Regions from separate parts of the Homo sapiens genome. Here all the other regions are linked to region 3. Evidence: chromatin loops called from intact Hi-C (ENCODE). Cell type or tissue: OCI-LY7. All regions are shown on one strand. Links, peaks and the distances in the headings refer to the core of each region. The heading gives the core; the rest is flanking DNA. Region 1 overlaps TNFRSF21 (TNF receptor superfamily member 21). Region 2 has its middle 37 kb from the start of CD2AP. Region 3 has its middle 50 kb from the start of TNFRSF21.

What was found. Peaks named below come from ENCODE experiments on the same cell type or tissue, not always from the same donor. Only the 100,000 strongest peaks of a DNase experiment are listed, where the experiment ranks them.
Region 1: a loop joins it to region 3, with 12 times the contacts of the local background. A loop is called at or near these places in 1 of 110 quality-filtered maps.
Region 2: a loop joins it to region 3, with 7 times the contacts of the local background. A loop is called at or near these places in 1 of 110 quality-filtered maps.

The regions. Positions count from the first base shown.
Region 1 is chr6:47,244,447-47,250,555 of GRCh38, forward strand. All of the region lies in intron 4 of TNFRSF21 (TNF receptor superfamily member 21), which reads right to left. Among named protein-coding and RNA genes, the nearest start is that of TNFRSF21, 62 kb to the right of the region's middle. In OCI-LY7, for the core only: no CTCF peak of the experiment used is centred there; DNase peaks (open chromatin) are centred at 1,495, 2,285, 3,165 and 4,245; H3K4me3 peaks cover 4,183 bases; H3K27ac peaks cover 5,000 bases.
Region 2 is chr6:47,437,303-47,443,411 of GRCh38, forward strand. No RefSeq gene overlaps it. Among named protein-coding and RNA genes, the nearest start is that of CD2AP, 37 kb to the right of the region's middle. In OCI-LY7, for the core only: no CTCF peak of the experiment used is centred there; DNase peaks (open chromatin) are centred at 1,859 and 3,629; H3K4me3 peaks cover 2,810 bases; H3K27ac peaks cover 3,271 bases.
Region 3 is chr6:47,357,123-47,363,231 of GRCh38, forward strand. No RefSeq gene overlaps it. Among named protein-coding and RNA genes, the nearest start is that of TNFRSF21, 50 kb to the left of the region's middle. In OCI-LY7, for the core only: no CTCF peak of the experiment used is centred there; DNase peaks (open chromatin) are centred at 889, 1,509, 3,489 and 3,989; H3K4me3 peaks cover 3,499 bases; H3K27ac peaks cover 5,000 bases.

The sequences.
Region 1 (6,109 bases), core at 656-5,655, 110 kb before region 3:
GTTTCAAACAATTTCAACCTGTGATTATTTTGTCTTTTGATTTGTATACGGTGTTTTCTGGCTTGTGTATTTATTGTTAAGTAGTTGCATTGTTCTTGTACGGCTTCTGTGCTTTATGTTATTCTCTACTGTTGTGATTATAAAAACAAAACATTTCCCCCAAGTTTTTTTTCTAGTACTTTTTTGGTGATAAGTCATTTTAGTTGTTGGGCATTTAATTTCAGCCTGTCCTGTGAAAGTCCAACTGTAGATCGATCAAAGTTTCCTCTGTGGCAATTGTTTATTAAAAAACCAGGAATGACATTAGTCTCTCCCAAGGAAATGGTGAAAAATAAGTGATGAAAACCTCGAAATTAACTGATATAAAATAAAACCTACTGCTGACCATGATGCAATTCCTCATCAGCAAGTGTACCTGTTATTGACACTTGGGTTATAACAGAATAAGGGACACTTTCACAAACACAGAGTGGAGAAGCTAGGCCAAAGCTGGAAGCTATTCAACTTTATCCAAATCGGTGTTTTGCCTTTAAAAAGAAAAAGTGAAAATGTGCTCTCCTGCACTGGTAATTGATGGAGAAAATAAGCTTCTTTTCACAGTATTGATTCTGATTTCCTCCCAATGCACTTTTTGAGAAAGCCAGGAAGGGTGTAGATTAAAGGGGTGGGAAATGTCATCCACTAACAGACCCAGCCTTTTCTGAATGGTGAGACACTCTGTCTCAGAAAAAAATTAAAGCCCACTTCCATCCCTCTGTATAGCAGCTTCACAGAATATATTCTCAAGTCTGGCTCACATATCTATCCCTCCTATAAAACTGTCAGCATCCTAAGGGATGATTCTGCTTTGTGTTTTGTTTTGTTTCATTTAGTATCTCAGTGCCTGGTACAGGGCTCAATACATAATGGGTGCTCTGATAATCTATTAAATAAATTGTCTGTGTTGAATTATCTCAACCTTAAAGGCAATACTAAGAAGAAGTGTGTGTGTGTGTGTGTGTGTGTGTGTGTTTGTGTGTGTGTGTGTGTGTGTTGGGCAGGGAGTGTATATTAATATAAAGACCCCAAGAATCTGTTTCCTAGACTTTTCTCCTTACGATCTGCATACAGCAAGCTCAACTACTATATTTATTAAAATTCTATGATGCATATTTTTTTCACATTTTAACATCTCTGAAATAGAGGTGTCTCTTACAATTATAATTAACAGTATTTTCTTTCTCAGTAATACATAATGACAATGGTATATCTTACAATTGACATGGGATTCAATGAAATATAGTAATATATCTGTATTAGTCAGTTTTCATACTGCTATAAAGAAATACCTGAAGTTGGATAATTTATAAAGAAATGAGGTTTCATATGCTCACGGTTCTGCAAGCTGTATAGGAAGCATGACTGGGGAGGCTTCAGGAAACTTATAATCATGGCAGAAGGCAAAGGGGAAGCAGGCATGTCTTACATGGTCAGAGCAGTGGTGATAGGGGGAGGTGCCACATGCTTTCACACAATCAGATCTCGTGAGAACTCTATTGCAAGAACAGTGCCAAAGCAGGAAATCTGCCCACATGATCCAGTCACCTCCCACCAGGCCCCACCTCCAACATTGGGAATTACAATTCAACATGAGGTTTGGGCAGGGACACAGACCCAAACCATATCACTATCTTAATGAGAATATACCCACCTATACTTCTCAGGACCATGAAGCTTGCTAAATAAACCAGCTATAGAGCACCCAGACAGTGTTTGGGACACAACAGATATTTAGCAAATGCTGATTTCAACTTAATGTGCATTTACTGAAAACATAATGCATTTGCTGTCAAGTCAAAAAAAGGACAATGTAGAATTCAAATTCCAACACAGAAAATAGTTGCTAAGATTTACTGAGCCCCCTGCTCTATGTCAAGTGCAGGACTGGGCATTTACACTCACCTCTATTTCTCAGCAAGATCTTTACAAAGCACTTACAAAGCTTGGAGACTGTATAGGACTTGCCCAAGGTCACATAGTGAGTGGCAAAAGCAAAATTCAAACCCAATTCAGAGAGACAAAGTCAAATTCTTGAATTTGTCAGTTCCTTCTAGTAGTTCCTGGAGATTCAAAGTTCAATATCTAGCACGTGACATGAACTGGGATATTAAAACCTTATTTCTATACCTTAAATATTACAGAACAGTTAAGGGTTTCTAAAAAGCTTGCTACTGAGCAAAACAAGGATGTAAGTAAAACAGACGTTCTTTGCAGAGTCAAAGATTTGAGAAGCCCTTAATATGAAAAAGCAGGTGGGGCTTCCTAGGCAGAAACCAAATGTGAAAGTTTCAGGAAAGAAGACCAAAATATAGTCTTGAAAAAAAACTAGTCTGATTTTTTTAAGTGACTTTCAAATGGACAAATATATATCTGCTCTAGCTTTCTATGTATTTTTTTGGCAGGTTGAGTACTTCTTCACCCTGATGCTTATAATTCCTCATGCACACTTCTATTATAACATTTGCTTATCCCACTGAATTATAATTATTTGCACACGTGTCTCCATCACCACAAGTGAGTTATTGAAAGGCATTGACCACTTTTCTTCTTTATCCAGTACCAGGCTCACAGCTGGTGTTTGACAAAAGGTTGTCAACTAACTGAATGAAACTTTGGACTATGATAATAAATAGAACAGCCTGAAATGTCATTAAAAATCTAAAGCCTATTTATAAACATTGCTCCTTTGTGCGCAATGACAACTTTAAACACAAGCATCACTAAATGTTCCTGGTTCTATGTGTGTCAGCAATCCCTTTATAATGTCCTCTTCTCCTCACCACCCCAGAAGTTCCCCAGAGCCTGCAGTCACACCCCATGAATTAAGTAACTTGACCTTAAATAACCCTCCATGCTGCAGTAACACAGCAGAGGGCAGCTGCTAGATACATGCAAGTTTAGCTGTTACCTTAGGTCCTCAGGTCTTAGGACAAGATCCCTAATTTCTAAGAGATGACAAATTGGAAAATTAATGACAAAGACTAATTTGAATAGCCAAAAAGTCAACAGTTAATGTACAGCTGGTATTTGCTTCAACTCGTCCTCACTGTATTAAATTTCTGAAAATAGCTGGTCTCAGTCAGACCCGTAGATAAGGACAGCTGCATCCTGCAGCTGGTAAGCAAAAAATCAGTAACTGTAGTTCCCTCTGCAGCAGAGGCAGGAGTGCTGCTCTCACCAAAATAGAAGGCCCAGTACTTCTCTAGCTGTTGGGATTCTCTGAGTTGATTACACAGAGCAAAGCCATCCAGGATCCAACACAGAGTCTACTATAGTAGAGAGAGAGAGAGTGCCTAAGTGCACAAATGCTCTGTTCCTGAGACATAGGTCCCCTATGTGGTTCTGGAAAGGACTAAAATATCCTAACAAAGAATAATTAATTCTATTATATAGAAATCAACAACAACCACCACAAAACATTGGCGGTGGGTCCACTGGTTGTGAAATTATAGTGTAGTTTTAATCTGCTTAATCTTATGGAAGGAGAGATAAGAAGTAGAGCATTGATTCTCCACTCCGCTTCCTGGTTAACATCAGTCCTTTACATTTGTGAATCTCTGATCAAAGCAGACAGCTAAAGTAACAATTTATATTATTTTAAATTGTTGTGGTTGTTTTTAATACCATCATTTTTTAAGTATCTATAAAATTTCTTTTTCCACCCCTTTCTCTCATGAAGCAATGAAGGGATGCTGAAACTCTAACCACAGATATAATACTTCTGAACCTAGCTGCAAAGCATCACTTTAATATCTCACTCTAGTATGGCCCCCAGTAATTTGATTATCAAAATTAATTTTGATAACCACTCAGAGTGTGAAGGGCAGGTTCTGTAATTCCCATTTTAAATGGAAAAATCTCAGAGTTAGAGAAATTGTTTGCCCAGGGTTTCCTAAGGAGAAGAAACAGACTCCTTTCCTCCCACCCTAGCCAAGGCGCAGGGAAAGAGTGCACTGGTTAAGTCTCTCTGCACATACAAAGGCTCTAAAATAAAAGGGGGGAGTGAAAAAAAAACATAGAAAACCAAATCATAAGGAAAACCAGAAATTCACTTGCTCAATTTTGTTTCTCTGACAGCTATTGAGGAAGCAGACCATTATCTCCCTTGCTAGAGAAAACATTCCAGCCAGCCTAGGAACATGTGCTCAGGCAGTAAGCAACACATAGCTACAGTTAGCTGGGATTTCCAGCTCTGGGGCACTGAACCCAGATAGCACTTCCTGCTCGGCCACCTGCTTTCAGCAGTCCTGGAATTGGGTGAACATCCCCACCCAACACTAAGTGACCCTCAGTATTCAGCATCTAAAAGACCCATTATGTGTATGAGTTTTAGCTAGTTAGGAACATTCTTCCATCTCTCTTGCCTCCAGAGCCTGGAAATAATTGCAACTATTAATAGTCAACATCTGACAAATGCTTACAGTGGGTCACACTCACCTCATTCTCAGAGTAACCCATAGGACAGGCACGCATGTTGTTCCTATTGTCTCATGAAGAAACTGAGGCAGAGAGGCCAAGTAATTTACTCAGGGTCCCTAAAATGACTATGTTGCCAGGACAGGGATTTAACCCGGCACACGTCTCCATACTGATGTTCTAATCGGAGCCTTACTGGCTGGTTAGATGGCGATCCAGCACATTCCTCCTCCCAACCTCTTGGATTTACTCCTTCAGATTATATAAGTATGTGTAAACTTCTTCCTTCCATCCAACTGTAAGCTTCCTTGATGGCATTGACTTTGTCTTACTCATCTTTGCATTGCCCAAAGTGCCTGTTATAATACTGTGCACAAAATGTGTTATGTCATATAGATTTAAAAATAAAATCACATCCTCTCGTTTGCTGGTTAGCAGGGGAAACTTAAATCCAGGCATTAAAGGACTAAAGGAAAATAACTGGCAAGCTAGAATTTTATTTCCAGCTATCCTTCAAAAACTAAGGTGAAATAATGCAATTTATTTATTTATAAATAGGCACTTTTCAGACCAAGAAAAACAGAGTTTACTGCTGGAAACCTACACATAGAAGTATTCTTTAGGCAAAAGAAAAATTTTCTCAGGTAGAAGTTGAAGCTCCAGGAGGAAGGTATTAAGAATGTTAAGAATGGAAAAGATCAATATGCAGATAAATCTGTGTGACTCCTGACTGTGTAAAACTGTAATAACTCTGCCTTTTAGCAGTATTAAAAGTGTAACATTAAAATTCATGAAAACAAAAGCGAAGTATAAGAGGAGGATAAATAGGATTAAAGTCTTCTAAGGTTGTAGTATCTGTAAAATGGTAAAAAGTACACATTTATTGCCTATATCTCATAATTAAGCATGTGTGTTGTAATCCCTTGGGTATCCCTTAAAAGTGAAGTAAAAAATGTGAAATTAACAAGCTAACAGATGAGGAAAAATGGAATAAGAAAAAAATACTTGATTATTCCAAGAGAAAGCAAGAAAAGATGGAGAGAGAAAAAAATAAAAAAAGACGAGAGGACAAATTGAAAACAAAGATGTGGTAGATTTAAACCCAAATATTTGAGTAATTACATTTTAAAAATTACATTTAAAAAGCAATTATATAATTACATAAAAATGTAAACACACTGAAATTCTCTAATTATCAAAAGCTATCAGACTAGATTTAAGAAAAAAATCTGAAATATATGCTTCTTATAAGAGACATTTTTTAAATAAAGACAGAGAAAAAAATCAAAGTAAAAGGATGGGAAAAGAGATAACATACAAACTGGAATGCTGTATTAGGGCAGTGTTTTGTTTTTTAATAGCTTTGGTAAAATTGCAATAACTTACAACTATTATCCCACTGTTTTGCTGCTTATTCCAAATGCTCATGTCCCAGAAGGGAAGAATAGCTATGATTCTGGAAGGCTGGGTTCAGTTTAGATATTGAACTTGAAAGAAGAGAGTGCTGAAAAATACAGCTCATACCTCAGATAAAGAAAGAGTCAGACTCTGAATGGGTTTAATTTAAAAATGGCTAATAGGCCACCATGGTTAATAATGAACCGGCTGTTCTTGACAGAGGCAACAAAAAGCCACACCAGGGCTAATCCTTTTA
Region 2 (6,109 bases), core at 634-5,633, 80 kb after region 3:
GAGAGGTGAAAAGAACTAGAAAGTGAACTAGCCATGAGCAATTTGTATGACAGTCTGTCATAGGCATCTGTCAGAACATTCTTTTCTTTTCTTTTCGTAGATAAGGGGTCTCACTATGTTCCCCGGGCTGGTCTTGAACTCCAGGACTCAAGGGATCCTCCTGCCTCAGCCTCCAAAAGTGCTGGGATTACAGGCGTGGGCCACCACGCCCAGTCTGTCAGAACATTTTCAAGAGAATGGGAGGATCAACTAATCTGGAGACTTGGTTAAATGGAGGTCTATCAGAGAGCCTCTACTGTACTTCATAATTTTACTTCATTCTTTCTTGAAAATGTGCACTATAATTGTTTGAATTCCCTAGGTTAAAAATCTCCGTATAAATGTCCTTCATTCTTCTTTTGACTACTGAAAGTCAATAACACTTTATCAGTGCACACGAACTCCCACATATACTTCCCACACGGGCTGTTTCAAATTCTTCCTAGCTCATAGTTCTCAGTTCCTCCTCACTGCTGTCATTAAAGTTGATGACCTCTGTCACCTTCCTGTGGTGGGGCAGTTTGTATGGTGCTAGTACAACCAAGGTATACTAAGGATCATGCTCTTTTCCACTGACTGGAAGCAACCTGCCAACCCTGACCATCATGCCTATAAGGGCTCGTGGATTTTACAACATGGATGATGAAGGAGAGGATGGAATAACAGCTCCAGGGGAGCATTCACATGGACTCAGAAAATAATTCTGAATGCAGGCTTCACTGAGTCCAGACTTCAAGAGTGGTCTTCTTGAGATAAATCAAGATATATCTATCATCACAACTCTGGCTAACTTTTCACCTGAGTGTTTCCCCGTGTCTATCACTTTTTCCTTTTCCAAAAGTCTCAAAGAAAGAGTGGATCCCTTTCAAAGGCTAACAACCCTCCTGTGTTCCAAATTCCATTTCCTTCTTGCAGTCAAAATCTCCTCCCCCAAATCTCCTGTTCTCCAGTGGAATATATTTTCCTATGTTTCCAAGAAATTTATCCTTGTGTAATCATTTCTACAAACATGTAGTTCATCTTAAAATGGGTGAAATACGGGGACATGTTTTTATTCCTCATCTGTAGATACTTCTTTGTTAAATCACTTTAGCTGCCTCTTTCAGAATAATTTTTTAATTTTTTCTAAATATATTTATTTTCTATTCTTTTATTATTGTTATTGCTTTGCTCAGAAACTTCTAATTCATATGTAGAAATTCTATTTGGTATAACATGCTGTCAAGAGTGTTTCTGTCTACTTAACCCAACCTATGGGACTCTCATGACACTTAAGGTGTATAGAACAGGACACTGATGAGGATAAAACCAACACTAGAGGATGGAATGCCCTTGAAGATCTTCATATTAAAAGGAGTTTCCTGGTTGGGCGCAGTGGCTCACACCTGTAATTCCAGCACTTTGAGAGGCTGAGGTGAGCAGATCACTTGAGGTCAGGAATTTGAGACCAGCCTGGCCAACACTGTGCAATCCCTTCTCTATCAAAAAATACAAAAACTAGCCAGGTGCAGTGGCACACACCTGTAGTCCCAGCTACATGGGAGGCTGAGGTGGGAGCATCACTTGAACCCGGGAAGCGGGGGTTGCAGCGAGCCGAGATTGCACCACTGCACTACAGCCTGGGCAGCAGAGTGAGACCCTGTCTCAAATACAAAACAAGACAAAAAAACAAAAAGGAGTTTTCCTGTATGACCATGGGCACTTAAAGTACAGGGTCCAGGAGAAGTCAGTTAACACCAGATCATAACTGTAGCATTTCTTTTGTTTCTGAAAAACTCTCAGATGTTGTGACTTTGCATGATAAGAGGAAGCTGCAAGAAGAAGTCTTGTGCTGGGGAAATAGAAATAGACCACAAGAAATGCTTACTGTCTCAATTAGCGTCAGCTGTCCCAACGCTGACCTAAAAGGAGCCCAATATTAGTCTATTAGGAGACAGGCATGGGGCCGGCCCTCTCTGGCCAAGAATGGATACTATGAAATAAATGTCTGGAACCATTGCACTTCTCTTCTCCCAGATGTCACACCCGCTTCTTGGCAGTCAGGGCTTTGAGCTCATCACATTTGGGTCTGGCCTCATGTGGAAGATGTAATAATACCTACGAAGGACTTTAGGCAAAACATTCTATTTTCAGAATAATAGAAAAGTTCTGATTTGAATGCTGTATGCTAGTTTCTAAATTAGGCATTTTGCACAAAGATATCTAAAAGTCAGCACTAGTCAATTGTGACAGAGTAGGCTTCTGGAAAAATAGAGAAGCAACTTCACTTCTGAGTTGAAAACTTAATTTTTTATATATAGGTATTCCTGCCCTACCTGCCTAGTTTCCTTAAAAAGAAACACATTTCCACTTCATAGCTTCCTTTACCCAACTCTCCGCTTTTCCCTTCTTTAAAATAATGACAACACTATGTGAAATGTGATTTGTTGTCAAAAAGGTGGATGAACAGTTGATTCTTCAAAATATTCATTATACCCTTTACTATGCCCTAACTCTGTGCGGGACATTGGCAAACACTGGGACTGCAATCTGCAAGGATTCTGTAGGCCCTGCCCTTCTGAAATTTAGTTCCCAGAATATTGTTTCTCTACCATTTTTTCATTATTGCCCCCTAAGAAACATTTTTAGACACTCCTTTCCTAACTGCTCCACCATGGAATTTTGATACCACAGATATCGTGTATATATTTATGTACTGTGTCTATATCCATGCATTATACACAGAAATATCAATGGCTTTTTGCTCCCAAGAATCAACTTTCACTCCCTCAGGGGTAATGTTATCCCTGTTAAAAGTGTATATTCTATGGCAGGGCGTGGTGGCTCATGCCTGTGACCCCAGCACTTTGGGAGGCCGAGGCGGGCAGATCACCTGAGGTCAGGAGTTCGAGACCAGCCTGGCTAACATGGTGAAAACCCGGCTCTACTAAAAGTACAAAAATTAGCCGGGCGTGTTGGCACATGCCAGTAGTCCCAGCTACTCTGGAGGCTGAGGCACAAGAATTGCTTGAACCTGGGATGTGGAGGTTGCAGTGAACCAAGATTGCACCACTGCACTCCAGCCTGGGCAACAGAGTGAGACTCTGTCTCAAAAAAAAAAAAAAAAAAAAAGAAAAGAAAAGAAAAAAAATGTGTATGTTCTAGGAGAAAGAAAGAGAATAGGCAAACACATAAGAAAAGTAACTGTGATGAATAAAATGTAGGAAATAAAAAGGGCTGAAAATTAGGGTACGGTTACTTTGGATAGGGATGTACAACCATACACCTGTAGGTAAGCTCCAGGAAGGATGCCCGTAGCTTCCTGGTCTCATTTTCCCTGGAGCCCAGTTAAAGTCCCCCACCTGAAATTGGAAAGGAAAAAAAAGACTAAATATAATTCACTAGAATACAAATAACTTCTGTCTTCCTGTTATTCAAACAAAGTCACATTAAGCCATGTTCCTCCTTTATACAAGCTCTACACCCTAAACAGCAGAGTTGCCAAAAGCTGGACACTCGAGGAATACAATTTTATTGGTCACGTGTTTCTGTGCAACTCTGAATGGGTCATTGTTTCTTAATAAGGATGTGAGGCTATCAAAGTTAAATTTAGCTCACCATGGTTGTGGTGGAACAAAGCCGATATATTTGCATAATGCTCTCCTACATAGGTGTGTTCCAGCAAAATAGTGAAGGCAGCATAATTGAATGCTGAAAGACAATAAAATGTTCTGGCTAAGAGCACTGGAGTCCAGACCACTGTCCACAAACAGGCAGGTCATTTAACTACTCTCTAAGGCTTAGTTTATCCATATGTAAAATGAGAATATTATACTATTATATTGTTTTTTCTTTTGTTTTTTGTTTTGAGATGGAGTCTCCCTCTGTAGTCCCGGCTGGAGTGCAGTGGCGCAATCTCAGCTCACTGCAACCTCTGCCTCCCAGGTTCCAGTGATTCTCCTGCCTCAGCCTCCTGAGTAGCTGAGATTACAGGCACATGCCACCATGCCCGGCTAATTTTTTGTATTTTTAGTTGAGACAGGCTTTCACCATGTTGGCCAGGCTGGTCTCAAACTCCTGACCTCAGGTGATCTGCCCTCCTCGGGCCCACAAAGTGCTGGGATTACAGGCGTGAACCACCGCACCCAGCCTATATTGGGTTGGGTTTTTGTTTTGGTAGTACTTTCTAGTTGTGCTATTTTTTTTAGGGTAAAAAAGGTTAAAATTTGGTTAAATCAAAGCAGGATCTCTGGTATTTAATCATGAGTAATATTTTGCCTAATATGCCTTTTAATTACACCTGGCTTTCAATTACATTTGTTGATTTTTTTTCTAAATTGATCTGTTATTTTATTTAACCCCTTTTGACTGCTAAGTTACATTTTATAAGTGTAGTTTGTACTACCCTTCATCCAGCACTATGAAATGGTGATTTTTTTTTTTTTTTAGAGTTAGTGAATTAATACTAATAGTTCTGCTAACTTTGGTCCTTCCAAAGACTTATACAATTTGAATCCCATAATGTTTCAAATCCAACTCTCTGTCTCCCCAATTCCTCCCTGAATCTGTATCAGCTTTGAGATGCCTATCTTGGTTATTGGCATTGCCATCCTGATACTTTTTTTTTTTTTTTTTTGAGACCGAGTCTCACTCTATCGCCCAGGCTAGAGTGCAGTGGTGTGATCTCAGCTCACTGCAACCTCCGCCTCCAGGGTTCATGTGATTCCCATGACTCAGCCTCCCGAGTAGTTGGGATTACAAGCACCTGCCATCATGCCCAGCTAATTTTTGTATTTTTAATAGAGACGGGTGGGCGGGGGGGCGCGGGGTTCACCATGTTGGCCAGACTGGCCTCGAACTCCTGACCTCATGGTCCACCGGCTTCAGCCTCCCAAAGTGCCAGGATTACAAGTGTGAGCCACTGTGCCCAGCCTTTTTTTTTTTTTTTTCTGAGATGGAGTCTCACTCTGTTGCCCAGGTTGGAGTACAATGGCACAATCTTGACTCACTGCAACCTCCGCCTCCTGGGTTCAAGTGATCCTCCTGCCTCAGCCTCGCGAGTAGCTGGGATTACAAACATGGACCACCAGGCCTACTAATTTTTGTATTTTTAGCAGAGATGGGGTTTCACCATCTTGGCCAGGATGGTCTCAAACTCCTGGCCTCAAGAGATCCCCCGCCTTGGCCTCTCAAAGTGCCAGGATTATAGTCATGAGCCACCGCACCCAGCACCATCCTGATAATTATCTATGCTAACCCTCAGGGTCATCACGTCTCATGCACAATCCAATTTCTCACCATGTGTACGCAATATTTCTGTCATGTGTTCCTGCCTCTCCATTCCCTTTCCAAAATCTTTCCAAGTATATTTTCTCAAGAGAGGTACTATTCCTAAATACCAAACATACACTCAAGCATAGTATAAGGGATATTTGTCATGTCTGAGGCCACCTAGCATGTTTAAACACCCTTCCTATGTTTGGAGAATTCCGCATATGATGAGCCCTTTCTCAAGGCAGAAGCTAGGACTGGCTCTCTTACCCTATCTTAGTTAGGATATAGCGATCCAGCCAGGGGCAGATTCCAGTTTTGTAGGGGTTTGACCCTAATACAATTTTGGGGCCTTCTTTTTACAAAGCAACAAAATTACAAATTTAAAATTAGGTTTAAAAATTAACTTCACAATTTGAATGAGAAAAAAAAATCAAAACTACAAATTTTAGGAGATAACCAGTACCATGAACACCACAAATCCAGAAAAACAATGTAATTTTTAAATCAATAATTTGCCTAATGTACCTCTTTAATATTTTTCTTCATTATTTTAACTACATTATTTTAACTCTTTGATTATTAATTCACATGACAATGATTTCATAATTTTTCATATTAAAATATTTTTGTAGAGAAGGGATCTCACTAGCTTGCTCAGGCCGGTCTTGAACTGCTGGCCACAAGTGATCCTCACACTTTGGCCTCCTGAAGTGTTCGGATTACAGGCATGAGCCACCACATCCAGATCTGTGATTTTTTTTTTTTTTTTTTTTTTTAGTATTTATTGATCATTCTTGGGTGTTTCTCGGAGAGGGGG
Region 3 (6,109 bases), core at 491-5,490:
TGATCTTCTTCCTTCCCAGAATATTCAGAAAAACTAGGACTTGTTATTTTCAGGAAGAAATACATCAGCACCTTCTCTAGCTAACAATATTAATCATCACTACTCTCAAGTCATTTTCCATTTTTTATTATGTTGACACAAAATTCTTGTGAGGTTGAAAGAATTGTATTCTCCCTCATTGAAAGATGAGGAGACTGAGGGTCAAAGATGTTAAATTACCTGCTCAATACCTAGTGGTATGCTGATTAAGGTTTTAAAATGAGCTTTTTCTTGGTGGAAGGTATTGAGGAAGCCCTGACTTACAGCAATTTGCCAATATCCATGGTGTAAATACTCCCACCATAGCAAATTTCAAGTAATCCACATGATATCCCTGAACATGAAGTGGGGAAGAGATGAACACAATTGCACGTAGCTCCAGTGTGAGCCAGCTCCAACACATTGCTATATGAGAAAGAGGATTTGTGGAAAGGAGGTATCAACTGACATTTTGAGTACTTGTTAAGTATTGAGTAATCTGTAAGGTGCTTCACCAATGTTATCATATTTGATCATGGTAATAAACCTTTGAGGTAGGTATTCATTATCCCTATTTTACAGCAATGGAAAATAAGACTTGGGTTAGGTAACATGCCCAAGGTTACCTGCTAATACACAGGATGATCTTTGGCTAAATTAATGGCTAACCCTACTGCCTTCTCCTTTACTTCAACTCTCGTTTATGTATTTGGGTTCTCCCTTGGCCTTGGTAAAAGTCTTATTTGTATCTGGACTGTGATTCTATGCTAGCTCCCTCAAGGCTCTGACCCAAGGGAAGGGTCATACCAGCTTGACACACCAAAGATTCTTGTAGCTTCACTTCCTACTCTAGAGAAATTTATGTGATCTTGTGGTTTCCACAGAACAGAAACCTAGTGGAGGCTGAAGTGAGAAGTTTCAAGTGGGCAAAAAATGTTTGTGTGGTGGCTCTGGCTCCAGGGCATCCCTCTGCAAGCTGGTTCCATAGTCAGTGTCGATGTGAGCATGAGACATGAAATAAGACATCATCATATGCCCTCTTTCTTCCTAGAATATCAGAAACAATAACTCCTACTAGTTATTGAGTAGTACAATGCAGCACATGGTTTACATACATGTCACTCATTAATTTAAAAAAAAAACCTGGAAGGTTTGTATTGTTATTCCTGTTTTAATCTTGGAAATAAGGCTCAGACATTTAAATAACTTGCAAAAAGTCTCTCGGCTGATAGTGGCAAAGCTAGGATACAAATCTGGGTCCGCTTAACTTCTAGGTACATCGTGTCTCTATACTTTCATGAAGCACAACAGTGAAATCTGCTCTCCCAGCAGCCTCTCTTGGGTTCCTTTTATGCCTTTTGTTCCTGTTGTTCCGTGTTCCCTTGCTTGGCTTGGTCTATTTGATGTCTGAATGTTGGGCAAGTGACACCTGGCGTGTGGGCAGACAGATAATTAAAAGACAGATTCCACCTTTCCCGTGTTCTCTTTGGTTAGACAAACAGCAGCTAATGAAGCTTGCTGACGTCAAAGTTGCAGTCCTGTGGGAGGGTATGGTGCTCACACACCCATTTCAAAGATCAGCTGGCCAAACAGAAGACTAACGAAAGAACCAGACTTAGTCAAAACAAATAGGTGAGAAGAAAAGCCTAACACTTCATCCCATTGCCTCATCATTAGTATCTGTTCATATACATTACCTTTGAGAAAATGGCAATATTCTGTAACTTTATATCTAAAGGTACATTTCAGGGGTTGGTTTTTGTTTTTGTTTAATCCCTGCACTTTGGGAGGTCAAGATGAGAGGATCACTAGAGCCTGGCTAGGGCCTTGTAAATTAGATTGACAAAAGACAGATTAACAAGAGAAAAACAATTTATTAGCATGTGCATGGTGCTTACATACAGGAGTACCCATAGATGACTAACTTAAAGGATTGGTTCTAATTTGAGATTATCTAGCATCTTAGCCGAGGAACAATACATTTTTAGATAACTGACAAGACAAAGGAAAAGGACTTTGCATTTCTAGGGGCAACAGATTGTGGAAAGGCAAATACATGAGGAAAAAGTGGAAGGTTAAGGGCTAATTAGTAAAGTTTGTTATGTAGGTTCCTCTGGTGCCATCTCTAGGCTCATAAAGGTCTAAAGTTGTCTATGTTGATTAACTTTTGTTCTTCATAGTAGAGAGAGGGGGGGACATCTACGCAAATTTATGCACTGTTTTTAGGGAAATAAAGGATAGAGAGGTTTTCTTGTATCCGCATCTTCTCAATTGCCTTCAGCTCAAAATAATCCTGATGCCAAAATGGCATATTTTGAAGTGGTATATTCTGCTACCCTCCTACAATGGTAACCAGTAACTTCTGTTTTTCCCAATCAACATAAATAGTAAATAATTCAAGGAATCTATTTTTCCAAAATCTGCCTTAAGTCTCCTTGCACTGTTCCATTAATCTTTCCTGTGTTCCAGTGATTTGTGGTTGCAAAGTTTGCATAATGAATTAACTGAACCATGTTTGGAGGCCTTTAAAACCTGCCAAACCTTTTGTAGCCAAACTTCTAACTAGTCCTTTAAGTCCTGAGTAACAAATAGTTTGGATTGAAAAAAATAATGGTTGATTAGGCAAAGATACTTATTAATTATTAAAAGGAAATTCAGAAAGTAAAACAAAAATGGAAGGTAAGACTCTTGCCCCGGGAAAAGCACATCAGTTAAATCACAAAGAAACATGGAGGAGAAACACATGAATAAGCATCAATCTGGAACTTTGGGCCTGGTGGAAAATATACAATTAAGAAAGAGTGAAATTCATTCAGGGCACAAATATTTACCAGGAGATGATTTTATGCCAGTTCCTGCTCTGGACACTGAGGATAAAACAATGCATTAGATAATGTCCCTGCACTCACTGGTCTTATGTTCTAGTGGGAGACAGAGGCAATACACAATTTATCAAATAACTATGTAATGTAATGTCAGGTACTGTATGCAAAATGAAGTAGGGTAAGGAAATACAATTGGTTGTGGCAAAATAGCATCTATTTTATATAAGGAAATCAAGAAAAGAGGGGACATTTTGATCAGAGACCTGAATGAAGTACAAAGTATGGGGGAAGAAAGTTCTAAGGAGAGTCAAGGCAATACAACATGATTGGCCTTTCAAGGACCAGACGAAGACAATGAGGACAGAAGGGAATGAGTGGGAGGATCTTGGTAGGAGCCCAGATTCTGTAGTCTTTTAGGGTGTGGTAGGAATTCTATCTGAAGGCCATCACACACCAGGAGCCACATATTTCAGAGCTCCCTAAAATACAGCTCCTTTGTATTCCCCTTCCAATTCCTTCAAAAGACATTGCTTTGACACACTCAATCTGAGAGCAGAACAGATGTTTAAAACATGGGTCACAGCCTACCATTAATGGAGTTAATTATAGGAGCACCACCAGAGCATTTGGTTTTGAAGTGTGAATTATTATCCTCCCCCACTTTCATATCTCTAAATGCCATATGGGGAGGAAGTGGAACAGAGGAAGAAACCAACCTTGGTGAGCTTTATTTCTGCTCAGAGGGTTTTTACTTCTGAGTATCCAATTTGTATTTAGATATACCCTCATAGTTTATTTATTAGGGGATTTTTAGATTTAGCTTTTAGCAACAATCACTTGATGGCCAATGGAAATAAAATGCAAGAAACATATGTAATTTTATATTTTTATTTTTAGTTTTTTGACATGGAGTCTCATTTGGAGTGCAGTGGTGCGACCTCCACTCACTACAACCTCCACCTCCTGGGTTCAAGCAATTCCCCTGCCTCAGCCTCCGAGTAGCTGAGACTACAGGCACCTGCCACCATGCCTGGCTAATTTTTGTATTTTTAGTAGAGACAGGGTTTCACCATGTTGGCCAGGCTGCTCTCAAACTCCTGACCTCAAGTGATCTGCCCACCTGCCTTGAGTGATTGGCCTTTGAGAAATAAGAAAATCAAGCTTCAGAAAGACTAGTTACAATGTTCAGTGCCACCCAACAGGGCTGGGTAAGGAGATTTCACTACATAGGATCCTGGTTTCCATCTCAGGAGCTCTAGACAACTCTCCAAGACACTGTCACAAGCCATGAGGATCTAAATATGCATGACTGAGGGAGATGCTGACAATGGGGTTACTTTAGGAAATGCTGATAAAATACTATCTCCCAGAAAATTCACATTAAAAGAGTTGATAAAAACACATTGGGGGATATTTTTCTCTTTGAGTATCCACTCTCTCAGACCCAACTTCCCCTTTTATAATAGATATTTTATAATATCCCTTTCACTACCCTGAAATGAAATTCACAGATAATATAACCTCCTGTTTGTTTGTAAAATGCAGATATGCTGTAGACCCAGATCATTATAAACAGGTTTTTCACCTACGTGAATGTCCTCAGGAACATATGACAAGTTGGGGACAACTTGGGAAAGTTGCAGAGGACATGGGACAATTCTTCAAGCTGGAGTGTCTCACATATCCCAAGGCAAGGAACAACCCAGATCCTTGCCCACTCTGCCGGTAGTGCTCCCCTTCACTGTAACCCCACAAAGTCCCAAAACTCTCCCGAGGTGGCATTACATTTCACATCAAAGTTCTTTCCTTTTGAACATTAGCATATCTAATCTATAGCAGAAAGTTGGGCCACTTGCCTTTAACCATGTGTTGTGGGTGGAATGGCTGTCCTTGAAAGGCTGTCTACATCTCAACTCCTAGAAGTTGTGTATGTGAGCTTATTTGAAAATGTCTTTGCAGGAACACAGCATGCCACATAGTGTGTGATGAGCCAAATAAAAACTTGAATACACTGTGACCCCTTTACAAAATCACCCAGACAATGTAAGACAGCTTCCCCCTCTTTGATTCAGCTTTCAAAGTCTGAGTGTCTCCTTTACTGAAGCCAGAACCACGCAGGAGGCTGGAAAAGTAATGATGATGATGATGATGACAATGATGATAATGACCATGATTATACCGATAATGTTAAGAATCTCATTTGAAAAAACCTTTCACAGTTAGTTGGTACACAAGTCTCTGGCTTTTGGAATTGGCAGCTACAAAATTAAGTTACAAGAAATTAATCCAGAATTAGTCCCACTGAATGTATTCATCAATTTGACCACCAAAAGGTACTTGTCTAAATTTAAAAAAGAATTATTAAAAAAAAATTCACAATGTGAGAGGTAATTTTTTGTCTATATTTTTAAAAATATGATGAAACATATTAAGAACAATGCTATGTTTTAAATCATCTCTATAAAAATGAAAATTCCTATGTTTCTACTTTAAAAATTGATATTATGAAGAATTAAAAAGCATAATTTAGTTTGTATTGTCTGTCTTTCTGAGAACAATCTATTTTTAAGTCTGTGTGCTACTTGCTGAACAACTAACTGGGACATTTCACTTTTTTCACATTGGGGAAAAAAAGCTGGCTTTTATATTTTTAATATTTAATCTATGTTTTGATGCAGTTCACTTTGCTTTTATATACTATACTGCTAGGCACATTATTACTATTTTGTTCTCCTATTATATATTAGAAATGCTGCCTTCTTGAAACTCTTAGGAAATGTTAATGGCTAAAATAATGCAAATTTTTTTTAAAACATTCTAGCAGAGGTCTTTAAAAATGCATCATATTATTTCCTGCTCTCTTATACAAATATTCTGTATCTGTTTAATCCACTCTTATGAATGACTGTAATACAATGATACTCTCAAGGGTTGGTGGAGGAGGTATTGAAGTTTATTGATCACGAAGAGGATAAATATGATGACATTAATTTGTTCTCCAACATACCAGGCATAGTTCTATATCGCGACCTTTACACTGGCTCTCCTCTCTATTTGCGAACCTCTATTTGCGAGGCTCTTACATCAGCTGTCCACGTGACTCACTCCCTGATGTCCTTCAAACCTTTGCAGCCTGCCTCCTCCCCACTACCACACACACACACACAAACACACGTATGCACATACACACACACGTCCACTCACTAACACTCCAACTCCTCTTATTCTGCTCTACTCGACATTTTATTTTTATATCATATATCAAG